Linked DNA regions of Mus musculus: regions 2, 3, 4, 5 and 6 are each linked to region 1. The links are chromatin loops, found by intact Hi-C in ENCODE. Cell type or tissue: heart. All regions are shown on one strand. Region 1 holds the start of Klf7 (Kruppel-like factor 7 (ubiquitous)). Region 2 overlaps Gm35880 (a long non-coding RNA gene). Region 3 has its middle 89 kb from the start of Gm13749. Region 4 overlaps Dytn (dystrotelin). Region 5 overlaps Gm35803 (a long non-coding RNA gene). Region 6 overlaps 4933402D24Rik (RIKEN cDNA 4933402D24 gene).

Evidence for each region. Hi-C counts contacts between places; a loop is a spot of excess contacts. Peaks named below come from ENCODE experiments on the same cell type or tissue, not always from the same donor. Only the 100,000 strongest peaks of a DNase experiment are listed, where the experiment ranks them.
Region 2: it touches region 1 in a loop (8-fold over the local background); 11 of 42 quality-filtered maps call a loop at or near these places.
Region 3: it touches region 1 in a loop (2.1-fold over the local background); 3 of 42 quality-filtered maps call a loop at or near these places.
Region 4: a loop joins it to region 1, with 4 times the contacts of the local background. A loop is called at or near these places in 10 of 42 quality-filtered maps.
Region 5: a loop joins it to region 1, with 2.2 times the contacts of the local background. A loop is called at or near these places in 3 of 42 quality-filtered maps.
Region 6: a loop joins it to region 1, with 6 times the contacts of the local background. A loop is called at or near these places in 15 of 42 quality-filtered maps.

Annotation. Positions count from the first base shown.
Region 1 is chr1:64,119,032-64,124,031 of GRCm38, forward strand. Klf7 (Kruppel-like factor 7 (ubiquitous)) reads right to left here and starts at 2,358. Exons shown (of 4, transcript NM_033563.2): 1 at 1,869-2,358. The coding sequence starts at 1,970. It overlaps Gm35880 (a long non-coding RNA gene), which reads left to right and starts at 2,536. Exons shown (of 3, transcript XR_373464.4): 1 at 2,536-2,640. In heart, a CTCF peak has its summit at 2,985; DNase peaks (open chromatin) are centred at 970, 1,980, 2,730, 3,260 and 2 weaker places; H3K4me3 peaks cover 4,085 bases; H3K27ac peaks cover 4,275 bases.
Region 2 is chr1:64,223,788-64,228,787 of GRCm38, forward strand. The region is part of intron 1 of Gm35880 (a long non-coding RNA gene); the gene reads left to right. Among named protein-coding and RNA genes, the nearest start is that of Gm39654, 30 kb to the right of the region's middle. In heart, no CTCF peak of the experiment used is centred here; DNase peaks (open chromatin) are centred at 184 and 2,434; H3K4me3 peaks cover 409 bases; H3K27ac peaks cover 2,106 bases.
Region 3 is chr1:63,872,870-63,877,869 of GRCm38, forward strand. No RefSeq gene overlaps it. Among named protein-coding and RNA genes, the nearest start is that of Gm13749, 89 kb to the right of the region's middle. In heart, no CTCF peak of the experiment used is centred here; no DNase peak of the experiment used is centred here.
Region 4 is chr1:63,665,912-63,670,911 of GRCm38, forward strand. All of the region lies in intron 6 of Dytn (dystrotelin), which reads right to left. Among named protein-coding and RNA genes, the nearest start is that of Dytn, 19 kb to the right of the region's middle. In heart, a CTCF peak has its summit at 3,092 (motif pointing right); no DNase peak of the experiment used is centred here; H3K27me3 peaks cover 1,467 bases.
Region 5 is chr1:64,286,416-64,291,415 of GRCm38, forward strand. The region is part of intron 1 of Gm35803 (a long non-coding RNA gene); the gene reads left to right. Among named protein-coding and RNA genes, the nearest start is that of Gm35803, 9.6 kb to the left of the region's middle. In heart, no CTCF peak of the experiment used is centred here; a DNase peak (open chromatin) is centred at 2,866; H3K4me3 peaks cover 544 bases; H3K27ac peaks cover 394 bases.
Region 6 is chr1:63,760,902-63,765,901 of GRCm38, forward strand. All of the region lies in intron 2 of 4933402D24Rik (RIKEN cDNA 4933402D24 gene), which reads right to left. Among named protein-coding and RNA genes, the nearest start is that of 4933402D24Rik, 5.9 kb to the right of the region's middle. In heart, a CTCF peak has its summit at 2,405; a DNase peak (open chromatin) is centred at 2,630.

The sequences.
Region 1 (5,000 bases):
CCTGCCTCGGGCATGCTGACTAAATCAACAGATTCCCTTCCCTAACTAGTCTAGACTGTAGTTAATATGCAACTGATTCCACACCAGTGGGCTGACAGGGTGAAAAGAAGGCTGTTTAGGGGGGGAAAAAAAACCTAAAAACAAAACAAAAAAAACGAGATTCTGGCAACATTTTGGCTTGCTTCATATCAAAATACAAAAGAAAGGATGTAGGGAGATCCGACATGAGACATACTCTTCTTAAGGGCAGCAGGAAAGGATGTATATAGGAAACGATGTGAGTACTCTGCCTGCGTGTTTAGCAAAGGACAGCATCTGCCAGCCTTCCAACTGGAATCCATGCGCTACACAGACACACAGACACGGGCAGCGAATACCTGGAGGAAAACTCCCGCAGCTACCAGCCAGGCAACAACTAGTAACAATGGCACAGTCTTAAGATTGAGCGCTTTACCACTGGCTCCCTATACCGTGAGCTTAGCATCTCTTCCTAAAGCAGCAACTGTTACATCCCAGCCTCAAGCTGGCAAACCCTGCTTTGGATCCTGGCAAAGGAAACTCAGCCGTTCATTAGCCTTAACAAGCTGCTGTCACTGAGCAGAGAAGTTACATGAGCAGCCACACACCAAGGATCCCAGGGCCCTCCCCAAGGGCAAGGTTTCTCTCTCTCTCTCTCTCTCTCTCTCTCTCTCTCTCTCTCTCTCTCTCTCTCTCTCTCTCTCTCTCTCTCTCTCTCTCCAGGATGGACTGTACAAATTCACACTCTGAACGTGCAAATCCAGACTGTCTTCCTGGACTTTCCACGGTGCACACTGTAGAGTTTTTAAACACCCGTGGTGTCCCTATCCCCAGCCGCCCCGCCCCCACCCACCACCATCTTTCCTGCAGAATGTCCCCCTCAGCACCTCCTAATCGCGGCTGGAAAAACCACTGTTTCCGTAGCAGACCCAGCACTTTCCACTGACCAGCACTTTCTTTATTCCACTTCACAAAGCCCAGTGAACTTGTCCCCAGTCAGGCTTCAACCTCCCGGAGATGCCAAGAGAACTTGGCACCGGTACCCTTTAGCATCCTAGGAGTTTTCTTAACTAGTCCTCTAAGACAAAGTAGGGAAGCAAGGAAGCACACACCACCCTTTGTCCAAGGTGGTGCTAACCTGAGAGGCACCCCAAACAAACAAACAAAAAGCAAGGACACAGTACAGGCTGCTCTCTCTGGAGGCATTAGCTAGAGAAACCATACAATACATTGTCAGCCTAAGAGAGACATATCTTCTCATCTTCCTTGTACATATCCTTAAGCATCTTTTGTCACCTGGCTTCTCTTCGTACAGCTCACCTTGTATCTAAAAATCAAGCTCCTATTCTTTATTGACACTCAGTAAATTACTGGGAAAAACACTCCGTGCTTCCCCCCACCCCCCTTGACGGTCTTCAGGACCAGTTGAAATGGATAAAGCTGATTTAAGTACTAAGGTCAGAACTCCTGCATCTAGGAACGTGGTATCCTGTCAACCATTGCTCGACCACCTTCCCACCCGGCTCCTCCAAACCCGAGAAGTTCGCCAGCAATTCTCTGCTAGGGGACAGCGAGCCGACAACGTGTGCGCAAGGATGTGTGTTGGTGACAGAAATGCAGGCAGCTAGGACCGGCTCAGCTCAACACACTAAGGGGCTAGGGGTGGGTGGAGAGGTAAGCGCATATGATTGTTTCACAAAACATTTTAAACAACACACAGCCAAAAAATAAATAAATAAATAAAAAGAAAAAATTAATTAAAAAAATTTCAACTCAAAGCCCACACCAAACGCAGCCCCTGCGTCTCCGCCGCCGCCACACGATTTACACAAGTAATTTAAATCATTCACCTGCTGCCAGGTCTCCTCCAGGGATGGCAAAGCTGAGAAGTAGCCGGTGTCGTGGACAAGTTGTAGCTCCTGGAATATACTATAACTAGCCAACACGTCCATGCTGCTGCTGCCGGGCAAAACCGGAGGAGAAACCCTCCCCCGAGCTCAGCTGGGTCTGTTTGTTTGTCAGTCTGTCTGGCTCACCCCCCAAGAAGGCAGACATCCAGTGGCCCTTTTGTTTTGTTTTGTTTCAGTCAACTAAAAAAAGGAGAGAAAAAAAATCAATGCAGGAGAGAGGGAGAGAGGAGGTGAGAGAGGAGGGAGAGAGAGGAGGTGAGAGAGGAGGTGAGAGAGGAGCGAGTGAGTGGGGTGGATCGGAGAGAGGGATCCAGCGTGTACAGTGCAGATGACTGCCAGGAAAAGGGGACTTCACGGGAGTAACAATTCCCTTCCAGGGCTCTAATCACTCCAGCGCGTGGATCAGGAAGGGGAACGCAAACTCACTGACACGAAGCTGCCATCTATATCTGCAGCGCTGTTCGCTCCTAATGCAATCTTTGCTCTTTATTTTGGGAGGTTGCATTTTTTTTCTCGCGATCGCTTCTCTCCCCCCCCACCCCTTCCCTTCCCTCCCCACCCCCCACCCCATCCTCGCTAGTTTGTAGTCCCCCCCCCTTGTCTCCTCCTCCTGCTCTTCCCCCTCCCCAAACTCCCTCCCTCCGCCCCGTTTTGCGCGCAGCCGTGGGATCTCGGAGGAGGGCGTCCATTAGGCCGCGTGTGACCATGTAAGGTAAACAGGGGGCTCATGAAGTCACTGAGGACCAATGCGGCACTCGGAGAGGACCATGGGGCGGGGCCTGGCCCCGACGGCAGCCGCCGATTGGCGCGCTGCGGATCTCCCTGCTGCCTTACAAGGCGGTACGAGGCAAGCTATTTTTAGAGGGCTATATAAAGGGGTAGAGGAGTCCGCCAGGCGGCCGGGGAGCTTGAGCGCCAGGGAGTGTTGCTGCGACACTTGCGCTGGCTCCTGGGACGCCTAGGCGGCCGGGTTCGGGCTGCGCGCTGGCCTCCGACCCTCGCTGCAGGGCTCGCCCGAGCCGCCGGCGCCCGTACCCAGTGCAGATCCGAGGGGACGGGTTGCCGCGGTGGCCGATCGGGAGGTGCGGTCCCGGTCCTGGGTTAAGATGCCTCCTGCGGGAGCAGCCGGTAGAGCGGCGGCGCAGCGGTCGGGGGCAAGGAGCTCTTTGCACTCGGCCTTCCGCCAAGCATGGGGAAGAAGGGTAGCAAGGGAGAGCCCAGGCTCAGGACAGCGTCACGTACCCCAGACTAAAGCCCAAAAGCCAGTTCCGAATTCCCCACAGGGTGCCGAAATGAAGTGCCAGAGAGGAAGTGCCTCACAATGGCAGAGAACAAAGGCGAGCTGCACGGAGACTAGCTTGCGCCCGCCCCCGACGCTGCACGCTGTCCCCGCCCCGGCCCGCGCGCCTCCGTGCGCGCCGCCGATCGCCTACCGCCCTCCTTTTCCTCTGAACTGAGCCTAAAACCTGGCCAGGAGTCTGGTGTCCAGCATCTAAGCGTGTGCATGAAAGAGAATAGGGGGAGCGTGGGTCGAATTAGGGTGCAGGCTGGAGCGGGGAGCAGTTAGCTAGCAGATCCTTACAAGAGGTTTATCCAGTAACTTCATGGAGCAGGTATGGAGCAGGGCTCTAAAGATCTCAAGATTCTGCAAGCTCAGAAATGGAAACCTGTGCAATGCACGTGGTTAAGAGTTGCCCATTTGTTTGCTTGACCTTAAATGGCTCGTGTGCCTTCTCCAAAATACACCGAAAGCTGGACTCCTTTAGAATAACTACAGAATTCAGTACTTAGACACGAGAAACGTCCTTATACCTTCAATGGGAGAAATACAATTTAATCGACTCCATATCATTCCTTTCTATTGATAAGAACATTACATTTGTTTCATAAAACAAAAGATCACCCATTTCCCCCAGAGGAAATTAATTACTAAGATTGGAGAAAAGCCGGTTTATTTGCCCTTTAGTGCCTGACATTCTTGTTGGTCAAAGAAACAAAATTCTTTGCATAATTGATGCCTTGCTTACAATGTGCTGCCTCCGATCAGCTCCATGACTTGAGCAAATGGCAGTAAAGGCCTGGGCTTCCCAGGAACAAGAATTCAAATATCTGCCACTCTTGTTAGAAGAAACAAAATACGCCTAGGGTAGTATGTCACTGTTAGGAGGCATTAAATGTTGTTGTCCACTGTCCCCAGACTTTAAGCAAAGAAATTAAATAGCACCTGAACTTATAGTCTCCATAGAGAACAGGCCAGAGTCTAGAAGAAAATAAGATAGCGAAACCTTGCAATAATTTGTTAGGTCTCACCCTGTCCACTCTTCCCCCAACACGATCTGGTTGTAGGGCTTGGGCAGAAATCCACTGAGAGGTCCTAACGTAGATGTATTTATGAGTAATAAGAAAAAAGAAAAGAAAAAAGCAACCTTGGATACAATAGGTAAACATCAAGGCGAGATCACATAATTTACTGTTTAAGGCTCAAGGGAATTAATTTTTGTGTTTTATATTTATACTATTGCTATTTTTATTTAGTTGGTTTGCATTTTGTTGTCTTGTTTTGTGTGAGCCCTATTTAGCCCTGACCTGTCCTGGAACTCAATTTTGTAGACCTGCCTCTCGCTCCTGAGTGTGGGTTCCACCAAACTCGGCTTATTGCTATTTTTGATCAAAGTATATCTTAACTTTTGAGTTTGAAGATTTTGGCAAATATTTCTCACACATTCTGCTCTATGTACACAGACGTTTTTATGCGTCATGTATCCTTTCACCCAGCAGGACACCAGCATAGGGATTCTCACCTTAAGGGATGAGTATCCCCAAGCTTAGTATACAAATTAATGATGCTCAGATAAGCAGGAAGTGGCCAGACCGTGCTTCAAGTCCAGGAGTGTCTGATATATAAGGCTTCTGCATGAGGCTCTGCATGGCAAAACCTTGAGGCTTTGGTTTTAAGTTAATATGTGTTTATAGAAATTGCTCCAGTGGGTTGGAAGACTGCCCCATGTAACTTTCAAGCACCCAGGCTACAAAACACACAAACAACAAACAATCAACAACAACAACAACAAC
Region 2 (5,000 bases), 100 kb after region 1:
ACAGGGATACGTGTGATTAGACATGATTTCCCAAAACATAAGAGCAGTCAGCAGGCTCTATCCCAAGCATGGTCTCTAAGTGGTTAAGGCAGGAAGAGAAAAACACAGGGAGGAGGGAGAGGGTGGGGGATGGAAAGCCAGGGCTCTGAAGTCTTTGTTTCTCTCCCATCTGGCTGGAAGCCAGAGGCGAAGATCTCCTTTGTCCACTGATCTGACAGTCATCCTGTGTTACCACTCGACAAAATCAAAGTACGGTGCTTTCACAGGTTTATGTCCGTCGCTCCAGAGGCTCCTGGGAAATCTGCGGTCCTGCGCCCGATGGCAGTAGGGTTCTGGGCTGCGTTTCTGCTTTCAAGGTCACAATACAAATTAAGAGGGCTCCACTTTCTCCAAGAGATTCTGTCATTGTTAGCATTCTCCTGGTCCTCCATGGGGACCCAAAGCATGCGCTCTGTGGCTTTAAGGGAAGGGAGAGCTCTCTTCCCAGCCCTCCCCATCAGGTCTCTACGGTTAGACTTTAGCATGTAAACTTCCAGGTCATAAATAATTCAAAAGATATGAAGACAATTTTCTTCCTTCTCCATCTATCCTACATACAGCATCTCCTCTTCCTTCCTGGCTTCTAACTAACGCTAATGTAATCAACTGGCAGTAGGCAGCCCTGGTGCTGACTCACGCCAGGCCTGGACCTTGCGCATTCTCAGACTCTGCCATCCCGTTTGGAAATGAATGATCAAGAAACCCGGTCCTGATCTGCCTACCTCTCTTCTTTTGATGTCCCTGTTTCTTCTTCCTTCTCCCCCGCCCCGCCCTGCCCCCTCCCATGGATACCATGTCACCTAACTGAGTGGCTCTCATGGCAGCTAGCCACCTGCAACAGTTTCAGTTACAACTGTGCCAGAGATATTTGGGCACTTCCCGTGGTCCTGAGGGCAGCTCCTGAGGTAAATCCTGAGTGCACAGGGAAGAGAGAAGAAAGAATATGCTAAGAATGGGAAGAGGAATGAGACAGATCAGGCCCCTTGTTACTCAAGCTCAGAACTTGACTCTTCAGTCAGGCTTCATGTGTATTGGGAAACCTGACAGTGTTAAAGTCAGGAAGAACAGCTCTTCTTCCCAAACCAGTGAGCATCTAGGACACTTAGCCCCCTGAGACAACAGTACATGGAGGGTGGAAAGAAGGCAGGAGACACAGGTACAAGGGCAAGGGCTAAAGGGGATAGAACAAAAAGCTATATATTCTCAAAGAAAGGACCATGATGTATAAGAACACATGGCAAGTCTAGGGAGCCCCGTGGCCTGTTTCCTCTACCTTCTGCTCTTTCCATTTAGCTGTAAATATCTATCTTATGTAGAAGCATTCTCTATCCCAACCCCAGAGGGATTCCTTTAAAATTTTCACGATCATCATCCTCCAAATATTAGTTTAGCTCTAATGTATAGGGTCCTCTGTGAGGAAATAGATCGTTTACCCTTCTCATCTCCAAATGCTTGTAAAGAAAACACTTACAATATCCCTGCACTGTCCTGTCCATTATTTTTGTTTGCTTTCTTCTCCTAAACACCAGTAAAGTACACGGACGGATAACATTAAGCATGTTCTAGAAAGAGGCTGAGCTCTCAGAAAGGGCTGGTGGCTAACACACTGACCCTTACATCTACCTGTTCCCAGGAAGGGAGAGGCACACACGGTAGGTCCATCTGCATGGACATTAGGCTTGTGGTTTAGTAAAAAGATAAAACCACAAAGTATCAGAAGTTTGGGGAGGGGCTCCTTGGTCTTGAGTTCAATGAACTACTTTGTTTGCCTGTACACCTACCCCCAGCCCTACAACCTCCATGTTGGATTGTAAATTGCTCTCCTACCCTGGAAGTTTTTTTGTTCTCCACAAGACTAAGGATGGGAGTTTACAGAGACCAAACGCTCTGATCACAAACCTACATTGGCTTTTAAAGACAACCTGTTAGAGCCACCTCTGTTTTGTCATCTCCCCCACCAGGGGCTTCTTTCTGCTAAGGGTGTTTCTCGAGAACAGCCGAGGTGTACTGGTTCCTCTGAGTTCTATTTCCAGGTAGGGTATGTGTGTATTAGACTAACTGCATTGTTTTGTGACTCTCTTTGATGACAAAGAAGACATGTACATGGGTGGCAGCACATCCTCTTTGGACCACTGAGAAGGCACCATGGACTTCCTCCAGGAAGATGAGAACAGCATGAGATAAGCCCCCTGTCCCTGAGCATCCTTAGATCATGTTCTGTACTTCTTCTTCCTGATTTATAATTCTACAACCAAGGGGTCATTGGAGTGCCGGGAAAGAATCATCTACACAGCACACAGCATTCTAACAGTTCTTACTTCACTGCCAAGAATGGAAGGCGTGGTTCCCTTTGTCCTTATTTGACCAGAAGGCAAGGCATGGAATGCTGCCGCAGTGCCTGTGCTGGAAACTCCCCAAATAAGCCTACAGCCCGGTATGGCCTCTTGGCTAAACGTTTGCACAGTTACTCAAATGAAGCAGCAGGCATGAGTCAGGAGGGAGAAATAACCTCAAGAAGGGAGTGGGGGAGGGGCAGGGAGGTTTAGGCTACCCAGGGCTGGGAGATGGTACTTTACAGAGAGCAATGCACAGCAGAGGCTCCAGGGACAGACTGTGAGCCCTCCCCCTACGCTGCGCCACCTGCCAGAGCCATTTGCAAAGCAGCTTGTAAGAGCAGCTAAGGGAAGGAGCCACTTGTCCATCCTCTGTGCGAGAGGCCAACAAGGACTTTAAGCATTGCTGAGAGGAGCAATAAAAAGACATTAAATATTTTATCTGTTTTGAACACTCACAATTGGAACCAAGGTTATACACAAGCTGTGAACCTAAAGCTCTGGGGTAGCACTGACTCAGCAAGGTTGGATCCAGCGGGAACGTGAAAAGATACGCTATTGAATTCCAGCGTTAAGTACCCAGTAAGAGCAGATCACCAGATCTATCTATCCTTGCCTTGCAGAGATGGGGTGCCGGCAGCTGGTGGCCACAGATTATTAAGCGTTTATGGCATGCTTCATTTTCTCTGGGAGGGAAAATAAAGATCCCCTTCCGGCTGCCCGTGCTATGCTCCAAGGGGCTTAAAGGAAAGTACAGTTGTCTTTTGAAAGGTGCTTCACTTCAAGTTTACAAAGGGTTGGTTCCAGCTCATCCCCACCCCACATGCAGATACCAAAGTCTTCAGAAGGCTTAAATCCATGATGCTAAAGGGCACTGTATCTGTACTGACCCAAGTCTGCTTTACAGTCTGTCTAGATTGTTTGTAATACCTGCTCTAACGTAAACGGTGGACAAATAGATGCCAGACTGAATTGTTCAGGGGACAATGACAAGAAAAAGTCTGTATCAGTCTGGTTCAGTTGGAATATTTTTTCTGAGCGTTTTGATTGGTAGTTGTTTGAGCCTAAAAATAAATAAATAAATAAAAGGCAGTTCCACAGATATGGAGATCCATGCTGAATAGATGAACTCTCTCCCTCTCTCCCTCCCTCCTTCCTTCCCTCCCTCCCTCCCTCCCTCCTTCCCTCTCTCCCTCCCTCCCTCCCTCCTTCCCTCTCTCCCTCCCTCCCTCCCTCCCTCCTTCCCTCCCTCCCTCTCTCCTAAAGTTCAGACCTCCCCAGATGCCATACTTCTTCATTGTTTTGTTGTCTTCCTCTTGCTTATTCTGAATATTGGCATTCATCAACTCCACTGCCTTAGAGAAATGCTAGAAACAGCAGCTTAAACAACAAAACTTAATTTTCTGAAAACTGGAAGTTTGAAATCCAGGCACCACTTCCATGGGCCCCTTTGAAGGCCTTGCTCTGGCATTGCAATGGGCAACTTCCTCTGGTGTATCCCTATCTTTTCTCTATGTTATCCTATCTCTTATGGAACACTATTCACAGTGATTTTATCATAATCACCTCTTTACAGACCTTATTTCAAAAACCAGTCCATCCAAGGGTACTATGGGCTATGATTAAAGGTCTCAATTCAGTCCATGGCAGTTATGATTTCTATGCATGTACAAATGATGCTAGGCTTTGTCTGCAAGACTTTTGGCAAACACAGGAACATACAAGATCTGCCCTATTGTGCCTACTGACTCACGGGTACCATCATCTCCTCTGAAAGGTAAAGCCAAAATACACAGGTCATTTTGAGCGCAAAAGCAAAAAGAGAGAAGAGGCATTCAGTATAATAGTCTGGGGAAGCAATCTCTGGTGAAGGAAAGAGGGCAGTTAGAACAAGGACTCTGTCTACCTCTGTCCATGCTGTGTCTGGTCCCTGTCACCATATTCTCTCATTTGGTGGCCTAGCCCTTTGTACAAAAGTGGCTGATGCTGACTGCCTCTCTTGCTGCCTCATGTAAGCAGCCTGTTTTGATAACTGGAGGAGTTGCCCCCTGTTTTCAATAGAGGTGGAGTTCGGTACTGGACCACATCAGGTTTCAAGTGAATTCAGGTCACAGCCTCCTTCCTGAGTCACTTTCTCTGCCTTTCCCCAAGTGGCCTGGTCATTTCAGAGGGTCATATTACCACTGCCCAAGACAAGAGTCCCTTCAAGCAGAAGTGTGGTCTTTCCCTTAATCCCCAAAGCATCTGCCCATCCCAGCCAGCCCCACCCCCACAGCCTCCCTATCCAAGGACAATGATACTGTGACCTCTCAGGGTGACTGTGGCTTCATAAGAACAGGATAGTTAAAGTGTAGAGTCAAGAAAGGGCACTCCTGTGACATTTGTTATGCTTTTTAAAAATACCATTTAGACTCTTCTGCACTAAGCCCATGTTTCACATCTTATTTTGAAATGCTCCTCTGAGTCCAGCATGCGGGAGGCATGACAAATTTGGCATTTCAATCCATATGTCCACTTAAATTCCAGGAATACACATAGATTAGGGTCATGGAGCACCTTCTGGTAAGTGGAGTCAGAGGCACAAATCTATTCTGACGCACACACAGGGAAACGAGGGAAATTAACAAG
Region 3 (5,000 bases), 250 kb before region 1:
AGCCAACTTAGGATCATGTTTTTTTGGTTTCATATATTTATGGATATATATGACAATTCTCTTCAATCCTAGAAAATAAAAGTCCTAAATGGCACCTTATTCCCAGTCTTCTTGTACCGTGCTATGAGAGTGGTGGGGTGAGAGGTGACTCATGGAGTAAGCTTTATTCTATAGATAGAAAAACAGACACAAGATGGCTAAACAACTGCCAGAAGGGAGGCCACATTAGGGAGACATGAGACAAGCCACCATCACATCCTGTCTCATTCATGACACAGGAGACTGACCTGTCTTCCTCGCTTTGTGTTATATGTTACTGAACACCTGGACCCCAACTCAGTGTTGCTATAGTCATCCCTCAGTGTCCTTAGGGCATTGGTTTTAGAACACTCTGCCAAAACTGAATCCCTCAGATATTATAGTCCCTCTTATAAAATGATGTAGAAGTTGTATATAACCTAGATGCATCTTCCCATAGATTGTACATCATCTCTGGATTACTTAGAATGCCAAGGCTAGCATGAATGTTGTGCACATAGCTGTTACACTTGATGGCTTAAGGAATCAACACAAGAAAGAGTCTGAGCACGTTCTCTACAGGTGCAGTTGTTTTCAAATATTGTTTTTTATGTGAGACTGGTTGAATTTATGGATGAAAAATCTACAGACAAGAGTGTTGTCTTGGCCAATGCATGTTGAAAGGCTTAGGTTAAGAGGCAGCCTAGGTGTTCCTACCATTCCAGAAGAGAAGAATTTAGAAGACTATGACATGGCTCTGTAAGAAGACAGAACTCTTGCATTATAGCCCAAAGACAGATGGATGGGCAGGTGGATGGATGGAGAAGAGATAGATATATGGTAGATACTGTCTTAATTTGCCTGACTATTTCTTTAAATTAAGCTACTTCCATTATTTTTGCTCCCAGCATTCCGTTTTCTGTCTCCTGCCTGCCACCAATCCTTCCTTAGTTTGGTTCTGTCTGATTTATTTAAATACCTCTTTACATCTCATTAGCTAATTTTATGCCTTGAGAAAAATCATTTTTGTTTCTTAACTTCAGTTCTCTTAACTTAAAAATTGAAACACTAAGTAAAGCCTCTAAGACCCACTTCAGTTCAAACAATGAACAAACGGAGGCATCTCATTGGTGAGGAACAGTGGCACAGGTTCATGGGTAGTGAATTCTCCATCATCAACACTGCCTTTAATGATGGGGAAACTCATTAGAAAATGCTGCCAGAGGTCTCCAGGGAAACACATCAGAAGTGAAGAACGAGTCAGGCATGATGTGCGGCCTCAACATGGAAGGAACATTTTGTTTCCAACTAATAGTATGATGTTAGCATGGAGTTTATTTGATACCAGTCATTGCTTGCCTAACTAAGTTGTACCTCTGAGAGGAAACATGTGGGACTGAGCAAAGCTTACCAACCATGTTAGAAGTCTTTAAGATTTAGCTTAGAGAATCCCTCCTTGTAAAGTTAAAAACAAAGTTTGTTTTCATTTCTTTCATCAATTATGTGGATCCCTGACCATGAAGAGGGGTGATATTTATACAGGTTCTTCTGGCATTGGGCACCCCAGGATCGTGATACAGAGATGGAGTTCCATATAGCAGTAGCCTTCAAAACAACTGCAGCTTGAAGAAGGACCACTGTGAAGCTAGTCTTTACTCAGTCTTAAAGCTTGATTGATCCCACAGAGAGAGAGCAGGGATGATTAGTTAATGAGTGTAATATTTCTGGTGATATCTAATAAATGCCATGATGGAATCTATGAGATTGGCTTTCTGCAGACAGGCAATACTATGAGAGTCAGTGTAGCTTGGAGAATCCCCTGTCTTTCTGTCATTCAGGTCTGTGTGATTGTGATCTTATCCAAGCTGAGTTTCCATAGCTTCAATACCAATTTCTTTCTGCAGCCTCACTAGCAGACTCAGTGGGTTTATATTGTAGTTCTCTGGGAATAGTGGGTAGAAGTTTCCATTTAAAAAGCTAATGACTTAGATACTTTGGGAAGATTGGGAAGATGTGTGTGTGTGTGTGTGTGTGTGTGTGTGTGTGTGTGTGTGTGTGCGCTAGAGGGCCTTCTCCTCACTATAGAGAAATGCTTCTATTTGTGTTTTGCATATTAGAATTTTAAGGTAAGTACTTCCTTTTTGCACAGTGAGCCTATCGTTGATCATCAGGTTTGTAAGGCTCTTTCCGTGGGACAGCGATAACATTCTGACAGACCGAAGCACCATGATCCATTCTTATCCTTGATGTGTGATGTGTTGTCTTCATTATCAAAATGCAAACTCTAAAGTGAGTTTTACCTGCTTGCGTTTGGATCAGGGACTAACACAGTGTTAATGCAATACAGGTTTTGATGGAGGTGCAACGTTTTAAGGGAATGGCGGTAGTGACATGATCACATATCAATTTTGACTTTTATATAGTATATGCTACTTGCAGAGACTACTGATCCCTCCCATGTAATTTCAGTAGCATTTATGGAGGGACCATACTTAGCAATGACAGACATCTGGAAAATGCACATGCACACACACACACACACACACACACACACACACACACACACACACACGAGGAGAGAGAGAGATTTCTAGCAACACATTACTCTCTCTTCATAACTCTGTATGTGTGTGTGTGCGAGAGAGAGAGAGAGAGAGAGAGAGAGAGAGAGAGAGAGAGAGAGGGAGAGGGAGAGGGAGAGGGAGAGGGAGAGGGAGCGAGGGAGGGAGGGAGTGAGGGAGAGAGAGAGAGAGAGAGAGAGAGAGAGAGAGAGAGAGAGAGAATGCCCTGGGCCTGAAGCCCTGTGCTGGGCAGATGTGAAATGATTAAGGGCCTGTTTGTCTCATACTGACTTTGGTCCAGCTCTTTTGAGTCCAGTCTTTTCATCCTTCCCTAGCCAAACTCTATTTCTTGGAAAGCCTTCTCATGCTCTGGATTAGGTGGCAGAAAAGATTAAATGACAGCATTGCTTATACAAAGCTGTTTATAGTTTTAAAAGGAACAAAGCTTCTGCTCATTGTGAACTGAAAGACTAGGACTCTACTAGTGTCATGTCACATTTAAGAAGTCAGAAAGGTGACAAGAAACTATAGCCACAGACCACAGAGTAACTCGCATAGGAGACTGAGATCAGAGAGCCATGCCCAGTTCCAGGCAGGTATAAAAAGCATGTTCAAGGAATCACTAAAATCAGACCGGTCTAGCCTATGCCCTAGTGACAAGAAACTATACAGGGTGCACCTGCACAGAATTCAGTATTCTGGTGGGAACTTTGGAATTACCCATGAAACTCAAGAGAAGACATTGAGAGCTTGCTGGCTCTTGAGCAATCAGTTTGAAATCAAATATTGTTCAAATGAGTGCTTCTCTCACTGAACATGTGCACACTTGGTGAACTCCACTGTATGAACAGAGATAAAGAGAATGTACTTTGGGGGTGGGGGTGTCGCTTGTCAGCTGTTTGAGATTTAAAATGGGGAGAAGTATGAATTTATGCCCAATTCCTTGAATTCTCCCACCATGAGGAAAGATTCTATTATTTCAACATGAAGATACTTGCATGATCTCCAACGTTGGGGAACTTCTCTGGAAGCTATTGGTGTTTCCAAAAACTGGGACAGTCTGCAGCACTCTGTACAGAAGGCATATTGTGAATGGCGAGAGATCTCGGAATCTCCCTGGAGAATGGAAAGGCTGACGTGCTGTGTTCTTGAACCCTCAATACTTCATTTCCTCATTCCTATGGTCCTCCTGATGAGCCCCCAAGCAGTGCTGATGGATTAGCAAGTCTCTTCTCCTGACTCCAATGGTCCATCATGGTTAGCTATGCTCAGCGTTACTGTCTTTTTAGTGGCTGTGTGTTTGCTTCCCTTTCCCCCCATCTTTTATGCATGCCTCCATGTGACACTTATTGATATCACTGTTGCTGAATTTGGGCAAGCTTCCAGAGAAGCTTGGAGTCGCTCTTACTTTTTCGTCCAATAAATTCATCTGTTAAGCATTGGGAGAAGAATTCTGGAAACTCCATCACTCGCTGGCAACCCTCACATTTCTTAGGAGAAGAAAAATCTTCAATCTAGTTGAAACCATATTTCTAATGTTGGAATGGGTTTAGGATAAAAATACATTGCACATTTGGGCACAGACCTTGATTTTTCAACATACATCTTTTGTGTGTTAGAGACTGGTGATGCACATTGCCCCTCCTGGGGATCCGCCTTTTCTTAAGGCATTAAATTGCCTGCTCAGATGAATAACATATCCTACCTTGAATGGATGAGCTCATTAGCAATGACAAAATTTATGTGTGTGACATGGAGAAGGAAGGGGAAATTAAAACCTTATTTCACACATGTATTTTATGTTTACAAAAAGGAAAGAGAGACTTCCTTTGTTTGTCTAGCTGATAATTCAGAGAGGAAAGGGAGGTGAGCTCTGGCTTGGGGCAGGTACGGCTCCATGCCATGAATTCCACACTGACAGTTTTTGCACCATTCAATGTATAAGCCGCTGAGAAATTTCATGGTTTGTCTTGGTTCTTTCTCAGGTCTTTTCACTTTCCTGTGTCCACTGCTAGTCTCATTTATCTTGGAAGTTATTATCACCAGGCAGTTCTTTAGCTTGAGGAGCTCCGATTACTGTCTGTTCTTTTAACATTTCCCTTTCCTAGCTTGAGGGTCCTTAAAATGAAATCCCTACACCAGCATCGGTGCTGGAGCCTGTACAAGATGCACAGGTATTGGGGGGGGGCACTGTACAGCTAATGGGTGAAACAGTCTGGGATGAGCCAGCAATGTGTTTTAAACAGCACTCAGGGGGTTCTGACAGACACCCTGCTAGAAAGAAGACCCGAGGCTGTTCTTTGTCCTTAGTTCAAAATAGTGAAGAAGAAACCACAGAACAGATCCAACCAGCCAACTAGAGATGGTGCCTCCATCCCAAAGGTCGACAATCAACAGTTTCTCTCCAGAAACTGCTCCAGG
Region 4 (5,000 bases), 450 kb before region 1:
ATAGTCTCCCATACATAGAGAAATCTAAAAAAAAAAAAAGCGGAATTTATAGAAACAGAAAGTGGAATGTGACTTCTTTGAGATGGGACTGGAGTGGGAAAATTAGGGAGATGTTGCCCAAATAGTATAACTTAAAATTTATGATGGATGGGCTCTGAGGATCTAACACACAGCACAGTAATATGTTAGTGATGTCATCTTGTGCCTTTGATATTTGACATGAGACCAGGTTTTGGGTCTCCTCATCTTCCAATTGTGCTCGCACACTGACAGGTGCCCTAAAACATACAGTCCTTGAGAATGGAGAACTTTTGGGTTCCCAGGGAAGCAGACTGGACTCCTCAGCAGGAACAACTGAAGGCTGGCTAATCATTGATGGCTATCAGCTAGGAGCTGAGTTGGACTCTGAAATTTCCTCAAAGTCTCAGCAAATATAGTAAAACTAACATAGCAGCCAACCAGAAACAGACATATGTAACTTCTCTGCCACCTACCAATGAAGGTTCCGGTTACCTAACCCTAGCTAAAATTTCCCTACTTTTCTATTTCTACTTTGCATGCCTTTGTCTGGGGGTCACCATTTTGACAAATGGTTGATCCCTGTGCGCTGGCAATTTCTACAGAAAAAAATGTGCTTTGCCTTTGAATTTGAGTCTGGGGTCTTCCTTCAGTGATTCTTGGACCCTAACAACAGACAGTGACTGTGGGTGTGATGGGTGTGTAAGTGACTGGACGGTGGTGAACATCACACAGTCTTGGGCATGCCTGTGCTGCCTGAGATACACAATGCTGTAACAGACTTTCCTCCCTTGTTCCCTCCCTCCCTCCCTCCCTCCCTCCCTCCCTCCTTTCCTTTCCTTTCCTTTCCTTTGTTTTCCTTTCCTTCCTGTATTTCTTCTTTTGAAATAGTATCATGCAGTCTGGCCTCAAATTCCTGAGCTCAAATAATCGTCCTACCTCCCCATCTCGAGAGTCCCGGGAATAGACACATGCACACAAAACTGCACTTAATATCTTCCATACATATAATTTTTGTTAATTAAAATGTTTTTTTATAAACTAAATAGATCAAGGAATCACTGAGAGATAGCATTTTGCTCAAGATTAAAAAAAAAAAAGCAAGTTTATTGTGAGATTGGGGTATCTCTCTAGACGTTCTCCCTCTTCGTTAAGGGGACAAAATTTGTTAGATTCTATTTATTGATTTTTCATGATTTTGTAGATAATCCAGTGGCTCGATTGTCGTGCTTTCTTGTGGTCAGCCACAGTCACCACAGGGGTATTAACTAAGGGACTAAGAACCTCTCGTGATTTCCAAGATGGCGACGCATTTGGCTCTGTGTGCACATCTGTGTGCACCCGTCACCTTCATTTATTCCCATTTGGACAGGAGTCCCAGTTTCACATCTGACGTCTTGCCCAGCACAGGCAGCCAGGCACACTGCCTGCAATCTCAGAAGTAATTGCAGAGACCCCCTGCGGAGTCCATCAACTCAGATAAACACCCTCCTAATCAGGAAAGTGGCACTTAGAACCACTTTGCTGACAATTAGCCAGACAAAAGTCAACAAACATTTGCTTACTCGTAACAAGATGGCTTGTATTTTAAATTGTTAATAACCCTGTCACCAGTAGAGCATAAGCATCTACTCCCAATGTTATTTAGTCAAAAACCACAACAGCAGCAGCAGCAGCAGCAGCAGCAGCAGCAGCAGCAGCAGCAGACTCATTTCCCATCTTTTGCCCTCTGAGTTCTGATGAACGAACTGGGCCACTCATTAAGAGCATTGCTGACCCAACCTTCTTACTCTGGTGTCCTTACCCCTAATGAGACAGAGAGTCTCAATTCGTATGTAAAACATGAGTGCTCAAAGACTGAGTGAGAGTGTCAGCTTGTGATCCTGACACTGTAGTTGGGATTCCTACTGTAGTGGAATTTAACCTGATGCTTCCCCTTTAAATATCTACATAAAGATCTTCTTCTGTGGATGAATTACCTATTTGGCTAATTTCTTGCAGGTGTTCTATGGAGAAGAATTAAATGTAACTAGGTGGTACACTGGCACAGGCAGGATGGCATTCTGAACGATAATTAGCATTCCTAAGGGATGATTTGAATCACATTGCCAGGACTGGAATTTTCTATTGGAATCTGTCTTGGATCTCATAATGGAAGCCAATGGGATGATAATTTGCTATGCAAATCACAAAGCTGCTTCCCACTGGCCCTCTCAGAAGCCGGGCACTGCATGGTCGGAGGAGGGAGGGGCAGTGGGAGCCAGCAGCTCAGCAGCTCATCGACCTTGATTGAATTTGAAACCAGCGGATTTTTAAAATCCTTTGAGACTAGAGCTAACTTGAAGCCATGAGTGGCAGTCGGAAAGTCACAAAGACTTCTAGAGGAGAGAGAGAAAATGCCCCTCTACCCAGGTCCTTCTATCAAATCCACTTTGAAACTGGCTACTGTTATCAAGTCTGGTGGAACAAGTGGATGAGCAGATTAAGCCTCTTCTGGCTTTCTACTTGCTTGCGTTCTGAGACATGACGTTGTTAAGGATGAACGTCTGCAATGGTGGTTGCCTGAGACATGCCTCAGACAGCAGAAAAACTGCAGTAGGATCTATGTGCTGTTGCAAGCACTGGAAGGGCATTAAAGTATTAATACCTTCACCTGGCATATTTTGAGTCATGTTGTATAGCAGAGAGCAAAGCAAATCGCATAGCAGCTAGAAGCTGATGATTAGGCAGAGCTGCATTAAATCAGGACATCATGAAAACTGCCCCGTATAATATTAGTTTGCTTTCCTTTTGCTGTGATAAGCACCACACTCAAAGACGTCTTGTGAAAGGCAGGTTTATTTGGCTTACAGGTCCCCCTGTTCACCGTCTTCTGTTGAGGGAAATCAGGGCAGGAACTCAGACAGAAACAGAGGTGGGAACCATAAAGGACCACTGCTTACTGGATTGTTGCCCATGGCTTGATCTGCCTGCTTTCTTATTCAATCCAGGACCACGTGCCCATGTGTGGTGACATCTACAGTGGGCTCTTTCATATTAATCGTTAATTAAGAAGAAGCCCTACAGATACACCACCAGATGGAGACATTTCCTCAATTAATGTTCTCTCCAACGAATCCAGTTGTGTCATGTTGATAAAGAGCTCACCAGCACACTCTTTCTTTCTCTCTCTCTCTCTCTCTCTCTTTCTCTCTCTCTCTCTCTCTCTCTCTCTCTCTCTCTCTCTCTTTCTTTCTTTCTTTCTTTCTTTCTTTCTTTCTTTCTTCCTCCCTCTCTCTCTCTCTCTCTCTCTCCCTCTCTCTCTCTCTCTCTCTCTCTCTCTCTCTCTCTCTCCCTCTCTCTCTCTCTCTCTCTCTCTCTCTCTCTCTCTTTCTTTCTTTCTTTCTTTCTTTCTTTCCTTCCTTTCGGCTGAAAAGAAGACTTTAGAGGTTCTCATTCACTAGCTGCAAGATAGCCAAATTCATTGTGTGATTCCCAGCAGAGACGAGGGAAGCAGGCATATATCTGAATGATGAAGACCCTGCCCAGAGCATGGACCTCTGCCCACTGCCTCTCTGGACATTCTCTCTGTCCTCCATAAAACCACACTAAACCAATGAGGCAGATTTGAGTCAGAGAATCTCCTCAGCTTTCCTCAAAGCTGGCTTTGAATCTGTTTCTTTCTAACAATCTCTCTGTCTTTCCTTGTCTCTCTACCTCTATCTTTTTCCCTGTTTCTCTGTCTCTCTCTTTTAAAATAGTAAGCAATATGAACTTTAGAGTCCAGTAACAAGAGAAAAAAAAACCAAACAAACAAAAAAGCCAGGATGTTTGTGAAACCAGTTGGGACCAATGTCAAGATGTATGCTAAGTGTCCTTTGCTTGTTTTAACATTTCTGTACAATTAGGTTTTCATAATTGACATTTCCCACTATGTATCTATGGCACATTTGAACACTCCTCACAGGAACAGAAAAGGAGTAGACTCTATGTTGGGAGCACACAGACTAATCCTGGAAATTCTTCCCCTTATCCACCATAGTTGATGAATTATTTCTGTCTTATTGAGCTTTTCCATAAGACAAGACTCTGTCGACATCTTGCTCCTGAATTAAAACTATTTTCTAATTCCTTTGTCTCAGAGCTGAATCTTGTCTCTGGGGTGAGAACATTTATGCCTCTCTATTGCTCCTGAGACCCCTGCCCCCAACACTCACTGCCAGCAACATTTTAACCTTACTAAAAAATTTAAAACCTGCTGTCAACTCCAGGCAGACAAGCTTCTGTTTGCAATGGTTGGCAGTCACTGCAGAGACCCATAGCTGGTCAAAGTGCAGAAAACAAATGGCTGTTGAGTGCCTGGCCATAAAGGGGACATCTTTATTACCTCCTCCTCAAGGCTCAGGGAGCATCAGAAAGAACATAAGAGCTGGAGGGAATGGGGAGAAAGACAGAATACTGATTTCTGGACATTATGTGGCTGTTGTCTTCAATCTCAGAGCAGCTCTGGTCTCCTGCACAAAGGCTATACAAAATCAAGTCTGTCAGTACCCTGTCATGGGGCTCTGCTCCTCTTGGTGTACATGCAATTAATGATTGATGGAAGAGAAAGAGACGTTGTGTGTGTGTGTGTGTGTGTGTGTGTGTGTGTGTGTGTGAGTGTATGTGTGTGTGTATGTGTGTGTGTGGCGTAGCTATTGGTAAGGTACCCAAATTCTTATAATCAAACTCTCACTTGATGTCCTCCCCAATCTTCTCTATGTACACACTCAATGGCACATATACATGTGCATATACCACTCCCCTCACCCACTGAAGAAGGCAGGGTGGCAGCTTTACACAGCCAGTGTCACTCTTTCACTAACCTGTGGTAGATCAGTATCTAGAGAACATTTGGTTGGGGTAAGAGAAGGAGGTAGATGTAGACATTTCTATTGGTCTATAGGACTGAATTGGTCTCAGTAAGACTCAGCACTAGGCAGCTTCAAAGGCCCCGGCATTAG
Region 5 (5,000 bases), 170 kb after region 1:
TAGAATCCACTTGAAGACTCTTTTTTATAAACATACTTGCTTACATTTTCCCATAAAAACTTCATGATAGAGTTTCTTTCTTTAATGAATCCTGAGTGTGCATCCATTATGACTCTGAAACAATAAATAAATAAATAAATAAACAAACAAACAAACAAATAAATAAATGTAGTTGAGGCTTGTTGACAAATAATGAGCTGTACCCACACTGCATAGTAGGCATGATGGGAGCTACAAGGAAAACATCACCAGGATACAGGGGACACCATAGATGACAATACAGCTCTTGGCTATTCCTAAAGGTTCTCTTACCCCAACTATCAACGCTGTGTTCCACTTCAGAGGGGAAAACATGGAATATAGGTATTAGAAAGAAATATCTCGTTGTGTCAGATTCTCCTACTTTGCTTTGAAGAATCCAAAAATTCAGAAGTCTGTAACTTATTTAAAAGACCACAGAGCTTTACAACTTTGAAGAACATATCTATGTCCAGAAACATTTCCAAATGTGGGCTCAGACTACAAACTAGACCAAGTTCCAAACGTGGAACATGACATTGGCTCCACATCTCCTCTATTCCACAGAAGAAATACCATTGGTTACTGTCACCTAGCTATCACCCAGATGCATCGAGGGCAAATATGCACCTTATGATATACTCAAAGGTCACAAAACTTGGAAGTATCTTCCAGGAAAATCAAATTAGAAGATAAACATGAAATCAGGTATATAAGAAAGAACACATATTTGGAATAAGAAAGCAAAACCTGGTACATTTGTAGTGAGCAATTATTGCATATGTTATAAATCCAGAGCAATGATGCAATCGTTTGTGAGTCAACATCTGACACACCTCTGCAATGGCTGACCCTTTAAACTGTGGGCTGGATCCTCTCATTACTTGTGCATGTGAGAATGGTTAAGTAATAGTTTTATGAAGGGGAAATAGAATGATAATTTGCCTTTGCTCTTTCATGGTTGTTCAAACGTTTCCTTTCATTATCTACAGTTCAGAAAGGGCTTTCTTCAATCTCAGAACCCATTAGAGGCATTGCCTGGGAAGCTTCTAGGATAGCTATCAAATCAGAGAAGACATGGACCAAGCTTTTCCTCACAAAGATGAAGTATAGGATTTGAAGACATTTTCTGCAAAGTAGTTTCTGGCTGTGCATATTTAAAAATCTGCTTACTCCCTGTATACAAAGTACTACCATCTTCAGGCATCTTATTGATAGCCTATAAGAAAATTTCTCTACCTCCATTCCCAAGCAAGAGGCAACCTGAATTCTCATGGACACATTCTCTTCCTGCCCCTTGGTGCCGTTTTGTATAGGACAGGAAATCTTTGGGAGAAGGAAGACTCATCTACCCAAAGCCAATTTCCTGCCACTCTTTAAACTCCAAATTCTCATAACAGCCTGGGATCCTGATAGAGACATTTTGAACATGTGGGTTTAGTGGAATACACCTTTAGTCCTAGCATTTAGAAGGCAGAGACAAGTGGATAGTTGTTGGATGCTAGCCTGGTCTACAAAGAAAATTTCAGGGTAGCCAGGGCTACACAGAGAAACCTGTCTCGAACAAATAAAATGGTAGATAGATAGATAGATAGATAGATAGATAGATAGATAGATAGATAGATGGATGGATGGATGGATGGATGGATCAATAGATCGATAGGACAGACAGATAGAATTTTGTTCAAACAGAGCCTAAGCAGATCTCTTACTCCCACAGGCAAATCCTCTGCTTAGTGTATTATTTGGTCAACCTCAGATCCATGAATATGGAGCCTCATAAATGAAGAACCTTAAGGTTACAAGTCACTGACTTTGCAGTAAATCCATCTCTTTGTGACACTCAGAGGTTCTTCAGTAAAAACCCCTTTTATCCTAGACCTTAAAGGAATTTGGTGGTTACCCTATTCACCAAAAGAGTATTTCATAAAAATCTCATCACTATACCAGCAAAGAATTGACTTCTCCTATACACCATCTCTATGCCAGCCCTTTGATTGGACCTGATTCCTTCAGATGGCCTCTACCTGTAAGGTTAGGGCTTTGGTCCTACAGCAGGTGGACCCCGATAAGAGCTCCCAGAGACAGTTCAGAGGAGGCAGAGACTCTGTTCAGAATGTGTCCCTCAGTGCCCACCCTGTTCTCTTCCGCTCCTTCAGGAGGTCTGAGTCTCTCCCCAGACCCCCAGGATTCCAACTTTCAAGCACTTTTATCCACATTCAGGGCGGGAGATAATAAGTCCTTTGCCTTAAGGTATGTGTCCTTAAACAGAACAAAACCTTGCACAAGAGATCAGGGCAACAAGGTTTAACAAAATGTCTTATAAACTAAAGGTTTAAAAAAATGTCTAGGCTCTTTAAATAAGACATGACACTAATCCCCCCACCTCCACTGAGTGAGAAATAAAGAAGCAGAGTTGGGGTCATTAGCCCAGAAGAGGAGTGGCAGGCTTCTAAGGTGAACTGGCAGACTGAGGTGTAAGTCAGGGTAAGGGCCAGCAGCAGGCTGGCACTGCCATGCGTTCTCTCCTGCTGGCTACATGCACACTCCCAAAGGGAGGGCCAGTTCCCAGGATCTCATTTTGTATTCCTTGCACTATGAGCAGCAACCAGCCCAAGGGAGTGAGGAGCTGGGAGGGGCACCTAGAAAGAGAAGGACACATTTAAAAGGAAAGATTTACGAGGCCGTGAAGATGGTTCGCCCTGGCTCCTGAGTGCAGGAGTATGACTTATTTATTTTATTTTCCTTTGTAACCAAAACCTTCCCTGGACTCCCATTGGCCCCAGCAGAGAAGGGAGAGAGGGCTGGCCCGTCAGGCGTTGAGCGCTGGGCCAACGGGAGATAGTGTGGCGTGATGCTGACGCAGCCCACTGACAAACCAGACAGAGGCCCAGGGGAGCAGCTGGGAGCTGAGCCGCCAGAGCCAGGCAGGTAGCAAGCTGTCAAGCTGGGGAATTGTGAAGAGGCACTGCCGGTGGGGTGGGGGACAGGCTGGGGAGACAGGCAGGACAAGGTGTGACTCTGTTGCTCAAACATAACTATTCGCCAACTCTACGTTGAGTCTCCAGCCTCCCCGGCTGCATCAGCATCGACTGTTTCCTTTCCCTCCCTCGTTTCTATGAAGATAGAGAAAGCCAGACCAAGAGCGCAGACAAACGAATTAGTGATATTAAAACATGACTTAGTAGTCAGCTGCCTCAGTGGACAGCGGCTGTTCTCAGGGAAGCCTGTTGGATAGAAATGAGCTTCTGTTCTGGAAGATAGGCTGGGGTTGAAGGAAGCTTTACATAGTACTGGGGATGTCTATGCTCCTGGTTCAAACGAACAAATTTGTGAACTACCCACGGCCTGGCCAATTGCCTGCTCCACAACCCAAGCCTCCCAAAGAAAGAAGGATCTGAGTTCTCAGAGAGTTAGGGGTGAAGAGAGCAAAGCCTTAGGCCCCTGGAAAAACCCTCATTCTTCTTCAGGAACCCCAAAATATTCTCAGTGCAGACCGTAGCACTTTTCTTTTCTTTTTTTTTTTTCTTTTCTTGTCAAAGCCCTCCCATTTGGGGGGGAAAAATCAACTATTTAGGACAAAAGCGATAGATAGATAGATAGATAGATAGATAGATAGATAGATAGATAGATAGATAGATAGAACAATAAAACTTTCTTGTTGGATGTGCTGACCCACCGTGTTCTCAGAACTTTTCAGAACAGTGAGTACATCCAACTACCCTCTCCCTAGATAGCGCGGCACATGTCCGCTGACAGCACACAGCACAGGTCCTAAGTTTCACTTCTTAAATGACAGGGCAGATGGGGCTGATACAGTGGCTGGAGCATTCAGACTGATTTGATCCACAGTGGAATTCAGAAGCCCAATGGTCATATCCTTCTTGGTGCTGGAGACCCTTCTGCTCTGCCTAGCTGCCCCTGTCTAGAGGACAGGTTATGTCATGTCCTATCTATAAATGGAACAATAAAGGCCCCACAGTTCCACTGGGGAGACAGTGTACTTGGAGACATAGTGTCACATTACCTAAGGGCCTTATATTATGGGATGCCATCACGAAGCTTGAATGGCACTTCACACAAGCCCTCAGCGGCTATAGAAGCAGGCTTGCAGGCCTGCACCATGCTGACCATGAACCACTGCACATCTGAATAAAGCCCTTCAGCTCAAGCAGGCCCATGTGAGGGTCGAGGAAGTATGAGCAGCTCCTGCAGGAGCAGAGTCCCAAGAGGAGGGCAAAATGTGATCTAACACACGGAAGCAATTTGGACCTGGTGAAGGCCCAGATGGCGGGAGCAATGCTATGTTATTGTCTTAGTGGTCACATGGAATTCAAGTGCCTTTCCATATCACACTCTTCTGTATTTTTATAAGTATAAGACGTTCTCAACTAATGAGCCAATGAGAAGAGATCTTCCCTGGTTCCAGTTGTCATGGGAACAAAACCCCTTAGAAATAACCCATCTTCTTACCCTGTGAAAACCCTTCTACCCCAAATTGGAAAGCTAGAGGTGTTTTGTTACAGTGGATCTTTTTTTTTTTTTTTCTTGATGTGTTTGGTTTATACTCTTGAAAGGAAGTGTCACACATGTACTGTCCCCACAGGAAATTCTGTTCAAGTTAACCCCTTGCTTCCCAGTTCTCCTTCTGTCATTCATTCCCACAGAGCCACCCTCCTAGACCCTGTTTATAAACTGTCTACACCGTGACCAGTTTTAACACAGCTCCGATGAGCAGTTAACTGTTATTACCACGGAGTCCGAGGAGCAGCCAACTCAGACTGCTCACCCCAAACAACATAAGCAATTCCATAGCTTGTTTGTTGCCTTGCAGCACCTCTCAGGCTTTATGTGCAGATCAAGACCTGTACTGCTCGGATCAGTCCAGATCGGGGTCGCCTGAAATGGGGTCAGCCTGAACTGAGGAACATGAGGAACATCATGATTTGGATTTTGATTGCATTCTAGGGACCTGACAAATA
Region 6 (5,000 bases), 360 kb before region 1:
TACCAGGCTCCTGTCAGCAAGTGCTTCTTGGCATCAGCAATAGTGTCTGGGTTTGGTGTCTGCAGGTGGGATGTATCCCTGGGTAGGGCAGTCTCTGGATGGCCTTTCCTCAGTCTCTGTTCCACTCTTTATCCCTGTATTTCCTTTAGACAGGAGCAATTCTGGGTTAAAATTTTGGAGATGGGTGGGTGGCCCCATCCCACAACTGGTATTGGTGCAGAGATAGATAGGTAGATCAATGGAATAGAATTAAAGACCCAGAAATAAATCTATACACCTATAGTCACCTGATCTTTGACAAAGAAGCCAAAACCATCTAGTGGAAAAAAGGCAGCATTTTCAACAATGGTGCTGGTTCAACTGGTAGTCAGCATGTAGAAGAATGCAAGTTGACTCATTCTTATCTCCTTGTACAAAGCTCAAGTCTAAGTGGATCAAGGAACTTCACATAATACCAGACACACTGAAACTTATAGAAGAGAAAGTGGGGAAGAGCCTCAAACACAGTGGCACAGGAGAAATTTTCCTGAACAGAACACCAAATGGCTCAGGCTCTAAGATCAAGAATTGACAAATCGGATCTCATAAAATTGAAAGCTTATGTAAGGCAAAGGACACTGTGAATAGGACAAAATGGCAACCTACACATTGGGAAAAGGTCTTTACCATCCCTACATCCAATAGAGGGCTAATATCAAATATACAAAAATCTCAAGAAATTAGATTCTAGAGAACCAAATAACCCTATTAAAATTGGGGTCCAGAGCTAAACAGCTCTCAACTGAGCAATCTCAAATGGCTAAGAAGCACCTAAGAAATGTTCAGCATGCTTAGCCATCAGGGAAATGCAAATCAAAATGATCCGGAGATTCCACCTCACACCCTCATTTAATTTTTATCTGTACTTTTTTTTTTTCAGTACTGCATACTGACTTAGGACTTTATGCTTCATGCCACATGAGTGTTCTACTACGGAGCCATGCTCCCAACCCCTATAAATTAAATACTCTCAAAAGAAGACTCACAGGAAACTTTCCCTTTTCCTTTTGATGTGTCGGAATTTCTAAAGTACAGTAATAGATATTCTCTTGTATGTAAACAGTGTATTTGGGCTATACCTTCATCTGTGGATGGATGCTTAGGTTTTGTTTACATACTATATCCTTGTGTGTGCTCCAACCCCAGAGATTTGCTGTCTGGAAGGACAAACTTTTTCATTGTTTAATTTCTCATTTCTAGAAGCTCTCCTAATCCAAAGATTATTTATCCTTTATCATCCTCCTTTCCTAAGGAACTTTGTTGTTTAGTTTTCAATGAAGTGTATATTACCAAAGCACAGTTTATGTAACCAAGTCTGCTCACCATCAATTTCCTTTTTAGAAATAGCAGAAAGCCATGTCGGGCCAAGGTCAATGATGAACCGAGTGAATAATTAAGTTAAATAACTTAATGGTCATTTATTAGGTGCCAATGATGTGCCAGGTTCTGTACTAGCATTTTACAGTGTGATCTCATTTATCTTGCTGCATTTATTTGGTGGTTACTGATAATTTTTATATTAATTCCATAGATTAGGAACATTGATAAGGGATTTAAGTAGTTTTCTTAAGAGATAACATTTAGGGGGAAAGGATAGCCAAGTTCTGACTTCCTCTCCCAACCTTAAGTTCACAGCACTATACCAGTATTTCCCAAGCCATCCTACTGATTACGATCACAGACCTGCAAGATGATCATGCACAGCATCATGGAATAGCATCATATTTTCAATTAACCTGCAACTTGCTGCTCAAGTAATGAAGTGTTGTTTTACAGCTCACAGACAGCTCCTACAGCAGTGCCCTCAACCTAGATGTATGTTTTGAGTATTTGCTATTAGAATGGCACAACAGGCTTTAGAGTGATCTGTTTGAATGATAATAACTCACCTAAGTGAGCTGCCCACTGCTATGAAGACTCAACTGATAGTAGCATATCAACAAATCATTTTATAGTGAAGACTAAGTCTTCCATGACTTGAAGTCTGGGGAAGTCTCTCTACTTTCCATAACCTTAAATTTCTTCTGTAAAATTGGGATGCTAAAAGCCAATCTGAAAGACCAGTATGCATATTATAAGTACATTTCTATGCCATGCCCTACAGTTGATGCTAAGCATCCGGTGCTCCTTATAATAGGAAGGCAAATTCCCTGTGGCTCAGTTATGGATATGACCCACAGCTCTCAGCAGTGATCACTGAGCAGTAAGCTAATTGCCCACAATTTCCAGCTGAACTTAGGCTGAAGTCTGAGAAGCATGTGCAGAGGAGCTCCTCTGGCTTTCTCATAGGGCAAGAGTCAGGAGGACAGAAGTACTTTACAAGGAGCTGGAGACAGAAAAGACAAGAAATGAATGGCAGTGTCCCCTAGGTGGTGCTGAATCATCGTGAAAAGAAAATTGGGGCACCTGGTATTTTCAGGGGTGACTTTCTTCTGGTTAGAATTTCAAATAAGAGCAGGACAGCTCCCTGGAATGTCTGGGAAAAAATGACCAGGCAGAAAGAGTCTTTTCAGTAGGACTGGCTATACAATACCCTGGGTCTGCCAGGCCTCTTAGGGCCTTGGGTTTGCTTGTGTTGGAAACAGGAAGCAGGGTCAGGCCAGCTTTTGTTCACTCACTGAGAGTGGCTGGAGCTGTGGCTGATTTCATAGATGAAAACCCATTTATAAGCAACACCGAGGGGAGGGTTCGGCTTGGGCTGTTAACATCACTCTGCTCAGTGAACAGGGCTGAGAGGAAGTGAGACCTCTGCCTGCCCCCAGAACACACATCAATGGCTGCTAGTGAATTTAGCAGGAATTGCCCATTATTATTTAGTGCATAAACACCAAATGGTGTATGTTTCTTTGCTCTGCCCACTTCTTTCTGAACTTGATTGCTGGCCACCTTGTTTTCCTTCGACACAGAAGTAATAGCATCTGATGAAGGCTGTCTAACAACTTACATCTTTGTGACTGTCAGATCCTGGGAGAGGAAACTGAGGTGCTCTGGGGTTGGGTCAGGGCCAGAGATGCTGTTCTTGAGATCTTGGGTCTGGGTCTCTTCTTGAGATCTGGGGTCTGGGTCTCGTCTAGAGGCCATGCACAGAGTTCCTGAGGCTGCACTTCTGGGGTTCATTTCCATTTTGGCAAAATGTGAGTTTGGTTTCCAAGGGAGACTGCTCACATGTATTAAAACGTCTCCACTGCTGAAGTTGCTTTGTGTCGTCCACTAAAGCCTTCTGCCATCAATCCCCATCTTCCAACACGTTTTTCCAGCGTTGTGTCTTTGGGAGGTAACCATAGCAACTAAGCTTATTCAAAAATGACAGAACCTAGGCATCGAAGGGGGAAGTAACCCTGTTGTATTTTACACTGGGAATTTACAGGGCACTAATGAATCTAATCATTGTATATGTTGGATACCGCTGTCTCTGTAGTAGGCACTGCACTACATTAAGAGATTTGATTCTCACAACGACCCTATGATGTAGTCATCGTTATCGGCTTCAGTGGGTGGGTGGGGGGGAATTCTGGGACAGATTTTGATGGTTGCACAGCTATTTTGATTCTCCTATTTGGACTATTGCCCGCAGGAAACTGGGGCATAATCTTCCAGTGTCTGATCTGCATGTGGTAAAATGGAGCCTGTGACAAATGTTGAAAGCAATAGCAGAGCTACAGATCCCCTGCCCCATCTCACTGATACCTCCTTGCAGTATAACGTAGCGCTGGAAAGTAATCTCATCCATTTCTCACAGCAAGCCATGGGACAATTGTGTGTCTATAACTGAGAAAACTAAGAGACCGGAAGGTTAAATGACATTTCCCAAGGTCACCATGTAGCATTTAGAAGAATTAGAAAGTAAGCCCATCTCTGTCTATCTGTTTACCTATCCATCTTCTCTCTCTTCATCCAATAAACTCTGCATTCATTTCATAAGAATGCATGAATTAAAAAAAGTATTCTGTGCCATTGACAAGATTTGAAGGATCACATTTACTTTACTAGAAGAGCCATACTATCTAAAGGGATAATATTTGGCTTGAGTACTAAAAAATACTATCATGGATATAAGCTTTTATATGTGAAATATATATATTCTAATAAAGCTAAAACATCCATATTTATGTATGGGTATAAGGCCATACATTTATCTCTCTAAATTGTCTAAGATTATGAGAGAGAAGAATGTTAATCCTATGATTTTTTTTCACCAAGTAGAAAGTTGGAATATTCTCAAGAAAAAAATCATCTGTATCTTGCAGAGAACATGTTACTCTAGAAACCCAGTGAGAGAGGAAGGGTCAGGTATGCCCACTCATTGAGAACATAGCTGGTGTCTTAGACTTGTGAAGTCAAGTGAACTAAAATCATAATTCATGTTGACACTCAGAAGACTGCATTTAGAATTGCTTTCACAACTTGATGTGGACCGATGTTGGTGGCCTTTTAGAAGGTAGGCACGAGAGAAACCTGGTCTGGATGTCTGTAGTTACTCTTGGTGGTAGTATAAAAGCAGACACTATGAGAGGCTTCAGGCTTCCTTTCTGCTCCAGGGAGCAGATGACAGGGAGATACTTTCTGTGGAGTAAGTGACTAATGAGGAAACTAGCAAGTCAGAGTGATGCTGAAAGGCACCTGCCCTATAGGACTTCCTGCCAGTTTGCAAAGGAAACCATATGGAATCTTTTAAGCCCAAGAACACATTTAGGGGTTCAGTTAGGAACATGGGTAGTGTGAGAGCTGCAGTTATAGAACAAACTGAGGAAAGGAAATATCTCTTCAAGAGTCCCCCCAAAAGTACAAGGATATGCCAGAGCCAGCATCTGGTCATCTTACTTAAAAAAAAAAAAAACATCTTCAAAGGATTACAAGATCACCAGTTTATAGACCTTGCCCTTGTCCCTATTTATCCTGGTCTGGGTGCCAGAGGCAGCACAGTGAATGGGTTAGGAAGAAAAGAGAAAAGGAAAGATGGA